Regions from separate parts of the Homo sapiens genome. Here region 2 is linked to region 1. The links are chromatin contacts, found by Hi-C or POLR2A ChIA-PET in ENCODE. All regions are on one chromosome and are shown on one strand. The core of a region is the stretch at or near the end of the contact, and the rest is flanking DNA. Distances in the headings are between cores, read along the strand shown. Region 1 overlaps RORA (RAR related orphan receptor A). Region 2 overlaps RORA (RAR related orphan receptor A).

What was found. Hi-C counts contacts between places; a loop is a spot of excess contacts on that map. ChIA-PET counts read pairs that join two places held with the same protein, here RNA polymerase II (POLR2A). Pooled maps may share reads with other maps.
Region 2: a map of left cardiac atrium shows a loop between it and region 1 (5-fold over the local background). The contact joins two enhancer-like sites. A Hi-C loop is called at or near these places in 7 of 168 maps with a recorded cell type or tissue (CD4-positive, alpha-beta T cell, GM12878, PC-3 and 4 more), 7 of 37 single-sample maps with no recorded cell type and 13 of 50 pooled maps. POLR2A ChIA-PET finds 5 or more read pairs at or near these places in 21 of 52 experiments (CD4-positive, alpha-beta T cell, CD4-positive, alpha-beta memory T cell, CD8-positive, alpha-beta T cell and 12 more).

What each region holds. Positions count from the first base shown.
Region 1 is chr15:60,518,706-60,524,486 of GRCh38, reverse strand. All of the region lies in intron 3 of RORA (RAR related orphan receptor A), which reads left to right. All of the region lies in intron 3 of RORA-AS1 (RORA antisense RNA 1), which reads right to left. Among named protein-coding and RNA genes, the nearest start is that of RORA-AS1, 42 kb to the right of the region's middle. Within about 2 kb of position 3,571, at least 5 of the 41 ENCODE cell types and tissues checked have a DNase peak (open chromatin) inside an H3K27ac peak, as active enhancers do.
Region 2 is chr15:60,564,921-60,570,701 of GRCh38, reverse strand. The region is part of intron 2 of RORA (RAR related orphan receptor A); the gene reads left to right. The region is part of intron 3 of RORA-AS1 (RORA antisense RNA 1); the gene reads right to left. Among named protein-coding and RNA genes, the nearest start is that of RORA-AS1, 89 kb to the right of the region's middle. RefSeq lists a silencer at 2,138-2,432. Within about 2 kb of position 2,386, at least 5 of the 41 ENCODE cell types and tissues checked have a DNase peak (open chromatin) inside an H3K27ac peak, as active enhancers do.

The sequences.
Region 1 (5,781 bases), core at 2,322-4,821:
GAAGGGAAGGAGAGAGTTTCTTTGGGGAACTGTGGAGATAGAAGTTTACGCTTGGTCATTCTATGACTTTGAGAAGAGCTGCCCGGACATGTGGTCATTGCCTGGTCATCAGCAGGGAGCCATTAAGGGCTCATCAGCAGAGAAGTGACTTGATCAGTTTGATGTTTTAGAAAGATATCTTTAGTAACTGTGTGAAATGGATTGGAGGGAATGAGAATGGAAGCAGGGGTCCCAATTGGAAGGTTGTATAATAACCAACTCAAGAAGTGAAAGACATGGAAACTTAAGAAAACTGCAGTAAAGATGGAGACAAGTAGATGGATCTGAGAAATAGGAAGGTGCCAAGAAGCAGCCTAACTTGGTGATGCTTGAATATGGGTGGGGAGGAGGCAGAGATTAAGTGAAGCCCATCTTTCTGCCTTGAGTAACTGAGGGAAAGATGATGCCTGTCACTGAGCAAGAAAACACTGGAGAGGACAGCTGGGAAACAGGCTGTGGGTCATTCTCTTCTAGGTCGGGTGCAGTGGCTCATGCCTGTAATCCCGGCATTGTGGGAGGCCTAGGCAGAAGGATCACTTAAAGCCAAGAGTTCAAGACCAGTCTGGGCAACAAAGCGAGACCCTGTCTCCTCTACAAAAAATTTAAAAATTAGCCAGGCATGATGGCATACACCTGTGGTCCCAGCTGCTGAGAAGGCTGAAGTGGGAGGATCACTTGAGTCCAGGAAGTTGAGGCTGCAGTGAGCCGTGGTCACTCCATTGCACTCCAGCCTGAGTGACAGAGACCGTATCTCTAAATATATATATTCTGTTCCAGAAAGTCAATGGGGGCTCTAGAAGGCCAAACCACAACTTTGGGTGAATGCCTATCCAAAGTCAGGGGGAAGCATTGAAACAACGTGATGGAGAGCTGGTGACACAGCAAGGATGAGGCTCAGGCCAGCCACATGCTGGTAAGCTGTGAACAACTGGCTCTCTGGAAAGCAAAAAGTGTCTATCTGTATGTAGATAACTTTGGTATCTATCTCATTGATATAATTTCACATAATTTTCAAACAATAATAAAATATACAATATTCTTTATTTTAAATTTCATATAGACAAATGATTCTCACTGAATGCTCTCATGATTTTTGCTGAACTCCTACATCTATCTGCATGGTTACAACTGAGGAAAGACTAGTTCCAACATGAATGTTGGTTGATATTTTGTTTACATTAATGACTAAGAAGGGAGTGAAACAACGAAGACATTTTGGAACTTCATTCATTCGCCAACAATGACATGAACCACTTCCTTGCTGACTCAGTTAATAGTTTTCAAATACCAGAAGAACATTTCTTCCACTTTTTATGTTATTCACAATGGGAGCACTGGATATGATGTACTGTTAAGTTTAATCTGCATTATTATAATTTTCATCAGTTTTTTTTTTTGTGTTTTTTTTTTGAGGCAGAGTCTCGCCCTGTTGCCCAGGCTGGAGTGCAGTGGTGTGATCTCGGCTCACTGCAACCTCCGCCTCCTGGGTAGCTAGGATTACAGGCACCTGTCACCAAGCTTGGCTAATTTTTGTGTTTTTAGTAGAGACAGGGTTTCACCATGTTGGTCAGGCTGGTCTCGAACTCCTGACCTCGTGATCTGCCCACCTCGGCCTCCCAAAGCGCTGGGATTACAGGTGTGAGCCACCACACCTGGTCTTTTTTTTTTTTTTTTTTTAAGACACAGGGTCTCACTCTGTTGTCCAGGCTGGAATGCAGTGGTACAATCATAGCTCACTGCACCCTCAAACTCCTGGCTCCAACAATCTTCCCACCTCACCTTCCCAAGTAGCTGGGACTACAAGCACATGCCACTACACCTGGCTAATTGTTTTATTTCCTGTAGAGACAGGGTCTATGTTGCCCAGGCTGGTCTCGAACACCTGGCCTCAAGTGATCCTCCTGCCTCAGCCTCTCAAAGTATTGGGATTACAGGCATGAGCCACTGCATTGGGCCATCACCTTCCTGCCTCAGCCTCTCAAAGTATTGGGATTACAGGCATGAGCCACTGCATTGGGCCATCACTTTTTAAATCTAGACAATAAAGCAAAATAATAAATCAAACCCTGATCTGTAACATTTGCCAATTTCTGTGGTGTAAATAATCCCACCAATGGCCATTTTCAAGCCACCCGACCCGCTCTTTCACAGAATACAGAGTAGGGAAGGGATGCACAGCATGGTATAGTATTTCCACCTTCAGATATAAGGATAATTGATGTAGACAACCTGAAGAACATTGATAACAGTAAAATAATCATTAAAAAGTAGTTAATTTTTTATGTCAGGAATGCATCAGTTAATGTGTAATAACAGATTTAATAACTAGCCTTAATAACAAAATTCCTGACATTTTAGCACTCAGCTCTTGCAACCTGGTATGAGCCTTCTCCTAAACACCATGGCCTCTGTCCCAGTTTGCCAAGCGCCCATCTAATGGGATCAGTGAAAAATTCATAGTATACAGTCATTTTTTTTAAAGAAAAAGTATTAGGGAATAGAATTTCCAGAGAAGGTAAGACACGTATCAGAAATAAAAGCACAAGGCGTTTTGAAAAGCTAGGTGAAATAAGGGAGGAACACTGGAGAGATGTCTTTGAGACAGTAGGAATTGAAACAAAAGGTGGATATGTAGGGACTCTGTGTCAGGAAATCGAGAATGTGTGACATTGTTTTGTTTGTCCCACAATGAAGAAGATACATATAAGTAAGAGGGCACTGGACTTAAAATCAGGACAAGAGATTGAGTCCCAGCCATGGGACCTTGGACAAGTCATTTAACATTCTAAACTTCATTTTTGTTTTTGGCAAATCAGAAAACTCGAATCAATCTCTGGTTCTTAACAAAAGGAAGTCAAAGTCTTCGGGGAGCTTTTAAAAAATATTTACTATAAAAATGACAATTGTGGCCAGGTACGGTGGCTCACGCCTGTAAATCCGAGCACTTTGGGAGGCCGAGGCAGGCGAATCACGGGGTCAAGAGATCTAGACCATGCTAGCCAACATGGTGAAACCCTGTCTCTACTAAAAATACAAAAATTAGCTCGGTGTGGTGGTGCACGCCTGTAGTCCCAGCTACTCGGGAGGCTGAGGCAGGAGAATCACTTGAACCCAGGAGGCAGAGGTTGCAGTGACCCGAGGTAATGCCACTGCACTCCAGCCTGGTGACGGACCAAGACTCCGTCTCAAAAAAAAAAAAATGACAATTTTTTTCTTTTTTGACTTATAAAAATGGGAATTTCTCATTGTTCAAACTACTATGTATGCCTGGACGACATCGCCAAAAGTTTCTGGTTTGATATATAGTTCTGGTTTGATATATCTAAGGTGTATCTTTTAAAAGCTCTGTGGGTGTTTCTGATGCATCACCTATATGTCAACTGCTGTACCTGATAATCTCTCAAAGTCTTTCAGCACCAAAGGCCTGTTTGTTTTATTCTAATTTTCTATTTGCAATAGCTGCATGGTAATCTGCTGCCACTAGGTGGTGGTAGTGCGCCACAGTCACACTAAACGTATACTACCTGAAATGTATCATGGTGGCTCTCTGGCTCAAGCTCACCATGTTTGTAAATGAACATCTCCATGTATTTTAACATCCATAAAAAGTGAACTTTTATGACAGCCAAGTAATTTGTTAGCTTATCTTTTAGAAATAACAAAATTGCCAAATTATGTACTTGATACCTTTCCCAGCTCACAACTTCAGCACTTTTTTTTTACGCCTCCTCAGTTCCACCCAAAACTCCATGCCCTAGTTTTGTGCTTCCCCTGCTCTCTGTATGACCTCCAATCCCTGGAATTCATCTCTCAGCTCACTCACTTCCTAATCCTTTTGCAGGATTTCTCCCCAATCAGACAAAATCTATCTCTGTACTTAGAAACACACTACTTCTACCTTGAGGTAGGAAGGTACCTACCACACTTTCTACTTTTCTTCTTCCTCTTTCTAATCCTTCTTCCTCTTATGTGTTATTTAACTCTTAGTATCTTATCTGTTTAATTTTCCAAACCCTTAATCCTCTGAGAACCCCGCCCCCCAAGGAATACTGAAAAGAAGAGGTTTTTAAAAAGAAAAAGAAGCAACCCAAACCCTCATTCTTCCTGAAATGCAAAGTTCAGTATTCGTCTGAGTCATGGAGGTTTACTCACCCTGTTTCTCCCTTCTCAGCTCTCACCTTATAACCCCACTTCACCTCTCGCATCTGATATTTGATAGTTCTCCTTGTGGGTATGACTCTGTTGACTTAATCCAAAAGAAAGATCGCCTTTCTGGTTCTTAGCTATGCCACTCCCAGAACTTTTCAGCAGGCATTTGTTCAGCTGACTTAGTTGAGGTATAAATGATGCTGTAGAGAATAAGGTGTGTCTGCTTGCGTGCCTGCTTTCCCCAAATCCTCAAAACTGAGACTTCCAAATAAGGGTAATCCTCTTCCAAGCAGATAGTGTGGAAGCTGGACATTGGTTCGAGCCACAGTGCCACTGCTCAAAGAACATACGGAATGCTTCATGAGTTTGCCTTGCAACTTATGGCATAATTACACAGACATCTTTAATGATAGTTATTCTGTGCCCTTGCAGTAAGTTTCATTGTTTGTTTGTTTGTTTGTTTGTTTGTTTAAATGAGCTAGAGTGATTTAGAAATAAGGTGAAGCAAATGGGGCAGAATACTTCTGGTCAGAAATGAGGAAAAATGATGGACTCATGAGACTGATTTTCTTATGTGACTCCTAATCCAGATCAGGAGGCAACTCCAGAGAGAGATTTTTGTAAAATGTCTGGGCGGTAGGAAGCTGGGTCAGCTAAAGGTGCTAAAGTGAGGGAAAACACTAATTTCAGAGTAGATTGCTCTTGCTACTTTATTCTGCATAACTTGTTTTTTACACTGCCTAATTTAATGGTTGCCCCATATGAGAACAACTAAGGAGGAATTCTTTTGACACACAAGAGAAGCAGAAAAACAAAACAAGATGACAGTGTAAGTTCTGGAGTTAAACTATGTGAAGTCATATCCTGGCTTTACCCCATGCTACAGCGAGGACTCTGAGCAAGTCACTACACCTCTCTAAGCCTCTGTTTTTTCAGCCTTAAAACCAGGGGAATGATAGGATTTGCCCAATATTGCCCTTGTCACAAGTGAATGACACAATCCACATAAAGCATAGAGTGCCTAGTATGAAGTCAGTGCTGTTTTAATGGTATTTGGGATTTGTTTTAATCAGGTACCATAAGACACACAGATCTGGAAATGACTGTCATGAAGGAAGAAGTTTGTTACACAGTAGTCCCCCCTTAGCCTCATGGGGATGCCTGAAACTGCGAACCTTTTAGATACTGTTTTCTCCCATACATCCAGACCTGTGATAAAGTTGAACTTATAAATTAGGCACAATGAGAGATTAACAACAATAATAATAATACAGAACAATTATTAAAATATACTGTAATAAAAGTTATGTGAATGTGGTCTCTCTTTGCTTCCCTTCTCTCTCTCAAAATATCTTAATATTCTTTTACTGCAGTTGACGCAAGTAACTGAAACGAGGAAAGCAAAACGACGATTAAGGAGGGAGTGCTGGACTCACAAATCCCTAGAGACAGGGCCCATGCCACACCATACAGGGGACACATGGGGAAGCGCCAGGGTCAGTGAAGGGGAGAGGGATGTGGGGAAACACTGCCAAGAGCCTCCATGGTGTTTTCCACAGGAAGGAAGGTGCAGCAGGATGAGCAGGATTAGGA
Region 2 (5,781 bases), core at 1,137-3,636, 47 kb before region 1:
AAATTTATCCAAATGAATAGCTGTTTTAAAATCATCATTAAAACTGTCCATGGGCCAGGCGCAGTAGCTCACACCTGTAATCGCAGCACTTTGGGAGGCCAAGGTGGGCAGATTTCCTAAGCCCAGGAGTTCAAGACCATCATGGGCAACATGGTGAAACACTGTCTCTACAAAAAACACAAAATAATGATGATAATAATAATAATAAACTGGGTATGGTGGCACGCATTATAGTCCCAGCTACTCAGGAGACTGAGGTAGGAGGATAACCCGAGGCTGGGGAAGTCAAGTCTGCAGTGAGCTGTGATCATACCACTACCCTCCAGCCTGGGTGACAGAGCAAGACCTCGTCTGAAAAACAAACACATACACCCACACAAAACAAAAATAATACTGTCCATGGTTTTAAGCATTCTCCTGAAGACAAAAACTTGTTAATACGGTACCATATAAAATCTCAGTTTATCTTCACATCCAGAAAGGAAGGCATTTTTCATGCACATTTAGTTACTCAACAAATATTTATGAAGTGCCCGGGCTGTGTTTGTGTTACTGATGGCCCGTGATCGGCTATCTTCTCTCTTGTCTCGGAGTCAAATAAGCAGGGGGATTGTTGGATCTGTCCCCTTCACCTCCCTTCTGTCGAAGGATCTCACGCTCACATTGTCTTACTTTTCTCTCGTTTTTCCTATCCTTTTAATCTGATCTTTAAATGTCAGTCTCTGTTCTCATCTTCCTTTTTAACGAGTGTGGGTTTCTCATGTTTATCTTGCTCTCCTTTTGCTGACGTATTTGCATCACTTTAGCTGCAGTTAATATCTGCTAAATCAAACCATATTGGCTTGAATAGCTTCCATTGATTTGTGAATAAAAGAATGCTTCAGCTGCTTGGCCCTGCTCTCTGTACGTTCTTTGTCGCCAGTAGGTTTAACTTACTCAAAACCTTCCTTGTCTGCATCCCTCTTTTACCCTTGTATTGTTCATCCTCCCCTGTTCAAGCCATTCACCCTTTTGAGCTGTCGTTACTGTAAGGGAGTGACTGCTATTTCATTTACTCATTATTTACTGAATGAGGAGACTAATTGTCATTTTTCTTTGCTGTTGCCCTGTTTCCCCCTTTTAACCACCACCCTTCCGCCCCTTTATGGTGAGGACCAAAATCACTGTTGTCATTAGCTAGCCTGTATTGAGCATCTACTACATATTTACTAAGCATCATTCAGAAGACTTGAATTTTGTAAAAATGAATCCTTTGGGTTTTTTCTTTTCTTTTTCTTTTTAAAGAGACAGGGTCTCACAGGCTGGAGTGCAGTGTTGCCATCATAGCTCACTGTAACCTGGAACTCCTAGGCTCAAGTGATCCTTCTGCCTCAGCCTCGCCAGTAGCTGGGGCTACAGGCATGTGACACCACACATGGCTTTTTTTTTTTTTTTTTTTTTAATTTTTTAAAGAGATGGAGTCTCTCCATGTGGCCTAGGCTAGTCTCGAACTCTTAGGTTCAAGCAGTCCTCCCACCTCAGTGGTTTCTTTTGAGAAGGAGTGCAAAATGAACAAGGCACTTTCGTTGATTAATTTAATTCAACCAATTTTCTATATATAATACCTCTTACCACAAAGAAATGATTAGATTCTAAATGCCAGAAGATAGAGGTGTGAAAAGACACTAACCACAAAAAGGCCTTTTGTAAATTGTATTGTCAGCGTATTTTAAACTCCAGGAAATGCCATAATATTGAGTTTTTTTTTTTTTTTTTTTAGCGCAAAACCATCTAAACTGAAATCCATATGAAAAATATCAAAACTATTCAGTCAACTTTTACCTACTTCACTTTGTCATCAACAACTCCCTGTTCCGTCCTTGCAAAGCAACTAATCTTTTTTACTTGTACTAGGAAAACATATAAAACCATCCTGACAGTTTGATAATACAACAACAGTGCTTAGATTCAAGATAAATGTATATTACAAGAAAAGTGAAAGAAGCTCTCAGGTGAGTGAGCTCTGGGTCAAGGCCCTTCGAGCCAAAGGAGAGGAGGTCCTGGACTTTGGTCTGATGTGTTCCAGGATCTGTGCCTGGCCTGCTTCCTGCCTCCCATAGCAGCAGCAAGTCCTGCTTTCCCCAGTGAGATCTCGACTAGACTTCCCCAGTGCCTTGTCAGAGAAAAGGGGCTTCTTCCTTCCTTAGAATCATTCTGACACCACACTGAGCCGGGGTATGCAAACAGGGAGGTTTGGGTCTTGAGAATAGATCATGCAAATTTCTTTCTTGTTTCCCTTAACTACATCAGCAGTAGAGAGCAGAGAAAGCCTTCACTGCCATGCTGCCTCATGGAGGTGCTGAAGTTTCTCCCAGGTAGGAGAGGACTTTGGGCTTCTTTTGGCATCACTACCCTCAGGATGCCTGGCTGTTCCACCTTTCTGTGGGTGGGGCAACCCTTGTCTCTGGCAGAACAGAAAGGTGCACAGGGGCAGAGGTAACAGCAGGAGACATAAGCATTGTCCTATCCATTTTCCAGCAGAGCACCACTGTCCTATCCAGAGCTTATTTTCCTGGAAACCATTCTCTCCATAAAACAGTGGTTCTCAACTGGGGGCACTTTTGACCCCCAGGGAACATTTATCAGTGTCTAGAGAGATTTTTTGATTAATACAATTCGAGAGTGCTATTAGCATCTAGCCACAACAAAGAATTATCTCACACAAAATGTCAGTAGTGCCAAGGCTGAGAAACCCTGCCACAGAGCATGCTTTCTACCTTCTGTTCATCATAGGCCCCTTACATATGACATCTTCATTTTCATTTTCAACCCAAACACATTTTATTTAACACCGTATAACTTCAATTTTAAGTAAAGGAATAAATGGAAAACTTTATTGGCATGAGAAAGAAAAAAAGGGAAAGTAATGCATTACCAAAAGAAGCCGGAGATAATCAGTATGTATGAACTCATGCAATGGTAGAATTATTCTTGCTAATAAAAGAGGGTATCGGCTGGGCCTGGTGGCTCACACCTGTAATCCCTGCACTTTGAGAGGCCAAGGCAGGCGGATCACTTAAGGCCAAGAGTTCCAGACCAGCCTGGCCAACATGGTAAAACCCTGTCTCCACTAAAAATACAAAAATTAGTTGGGTGTGGTGGTGCATGCCTGTAGTCCCAGCTATTCGGGAGGCTGAGGCAGGAGAATCACTTGAACCTGGGAGATGGAGGTTGCATGAGCTGAGATCACACCACTGCACGCCAGCCTGGGTAACAGACCAAGACTCAGTCTCAGAAAAAAAAAAATAATAATAATAATAATAATAATGATAATAAAAGAGGGCATCTCTCTAAAAGAAAAGGTGCAAACCCAAACATTTAGTGCCCCTAGGCAGGTGGTGTGAGTGTGGCAGGTAGAGGAGGCACTTGGACCGCTGGACGGCACATATGCTTTGGAAAGGGAGCACCTCCCTTGGCTCTGTCGCCGTTTGGAATAACTGGTCTGTCATCACCAGGTCTTTTTTTTTTTTTTAAGAGAATCTATAAATCTGAACTTTAATGTGAAATTCCCTGGTTATTAATGGCTAGAAACATATTTTAAAAACTCATAGGCTAGCTCGTTATGGAAGCAGATTAATGGTTTTGGCTAGTTCATCTTTGTTAGTATCTTTATCATTATTGAGATTGTGTGGTTGAACATTGGACAGATGAGCTCTCACACGTAATCTAAACAGACTCCTTTCTGTTCTGAAGGCTTAAGTCACCTAGAAAATAAGTCCAAACTCCTTAACAGAGTATTCAAGGCCCTTTAGGATTAGGTCCCGCCAACCTGGCTACCCACTTTCCATCCTTATATTGAGCCATTTGCTCCACTCTACCCTGCCCTTGAGACACAGTGAGCCTCTCTTTGAACACATCACGCATGTTCATGCTGGGACCTCTCCTTGGCTTTTCTTCACTCCCATCGCAACTTTCACTGCCTAGGGAAGTGCGATATTCATTCTCTGTGGCCCAAATCAAATGACAAATAATCTTCCCGAATTCCCTAAAAGAAATCTGGTTTGGTATATTCTGTTATTATGATCTTTATAAGTTGCTACCATGTATTCATCTAGTCATCTCCCCAACCTCAAGTAATGTGTAAGACTTGGAGGCTAGGAACCCAACTTTATTGGGAAGCCAACTTTATTGCTCTATTTTTCATATAAACCTAGCTTTCAGTAAATTTAAATCACCTTCTGCTTATCCATCCACCAGTATGCACTGTGATTAATTAACAAGGCAGTTTCTGCATTAACACCAAACTTTCCCTCTTCCCTGCCTATGACCAAGTTTTCAAAAAAAATTAAAATAACATTAAAATGTTATTAACGGCAAAAGGGAATTATTTTTTGAAACATCTATGATTTTTTACTAAGAAAAAGGAAAACTTGAGTGATGAGTAATACTTATTAAACATTTGGAATAGCATTAAAATAAGTATTTTTACAGAGTTAAATATTTGCGTCTATACTTAGATGTATAAAATACTATTCTTTGAACTTGAAGTGGATTTTGAACTCTGCTCTCCATAATTATAATAATCATAAGCTTATTTATGTATAGGTGGGCTATATAGACATTAACCAATTAATCTTGATCACATCACCTAATAGGAAGACTTTCCTTGATACCCTATTTTTAGAGTGCACATATGAGTGTATGTTAATTATAGGTCTCTGTTATTAACTTTGCATTATATTACCGAAATGCTTAATTAACAGTTTACCAGCATCAAGAGTGTAGGTGGGCAAGAAACTTGTATCAGAATTCACTTCTGTTCAAGCCAGGAGGTGAGTGACATTCATAAATCCGTCAAATACCTGGCCTTGCATCCAAGGACTATTCATTTTCCTTAAGTGTTTAAGTGGTTCTTTGAGAGGATGTGTTGACTTTATCAATTCAGGCCACATCATAATTAGCTAATTTAAAGAAAAAACAGGGGTGGTATCTATATATGTTTGTACCAAATTGAGTTTTAATATAATCCTGGTTCTCTGAGGGTGATATGGCTAATAATTAAGTTATCCCCATTAGGTTATACTTTCGGAAGCTGCTGTTGCCTGCTGCCTATTCCATTAAAAACTAACTTTATCACTAATTTTAACATGAAACAGATCCATTTGGAGAAAAATCCATTATGAATGAGACAGAGTTGGCTGTTGAATAACATTGGTGTAGGCTCAAGTCTGGAATAAATGTGATATAGATGGGACGATATTGGACAAATGCAATTTATTTCATTATTCAGCAACAAGGTATTCCAAATGTCTCTGCTAATGAATACATGAAAACAGATTACATATAATGTGCACACTGTGAGTCGCATTTGCAGAATTATTTTTGCCACCTCTAGCACTATCTGAAACCAACACTGAATAGCAATGGTACTTGAGCTTCTAGTTGCAAGAAAAAGCAACTTTAAAAATTAAAACCAAAAAATGTAAAAAGAAAAAAGTAAATGTCTTATCTGTGGAATTTACCTTTATGGGAGAATTCTTGGGAATATAGCAGTTTTATCTCAATCCAATTGTGTTGTCCTCTGTTAAACCTCTATTGTCCCTTAAAATCAGCCCACATGAAAAGAAGACAGTGTTCTTCTTCAAAGCTCTGATGGACGACTTTAGAGACTGTTTCAGGAACACTCTGTCTTTTTGCTGAGATATTGGTAGAATACAATAGATAACATTTACCGAGCTCACAAGGGGGTCACTGCTTGTCCACAGCAGTTTGTAAGCTGTTGGTTCTGGCATTAAATTTAAA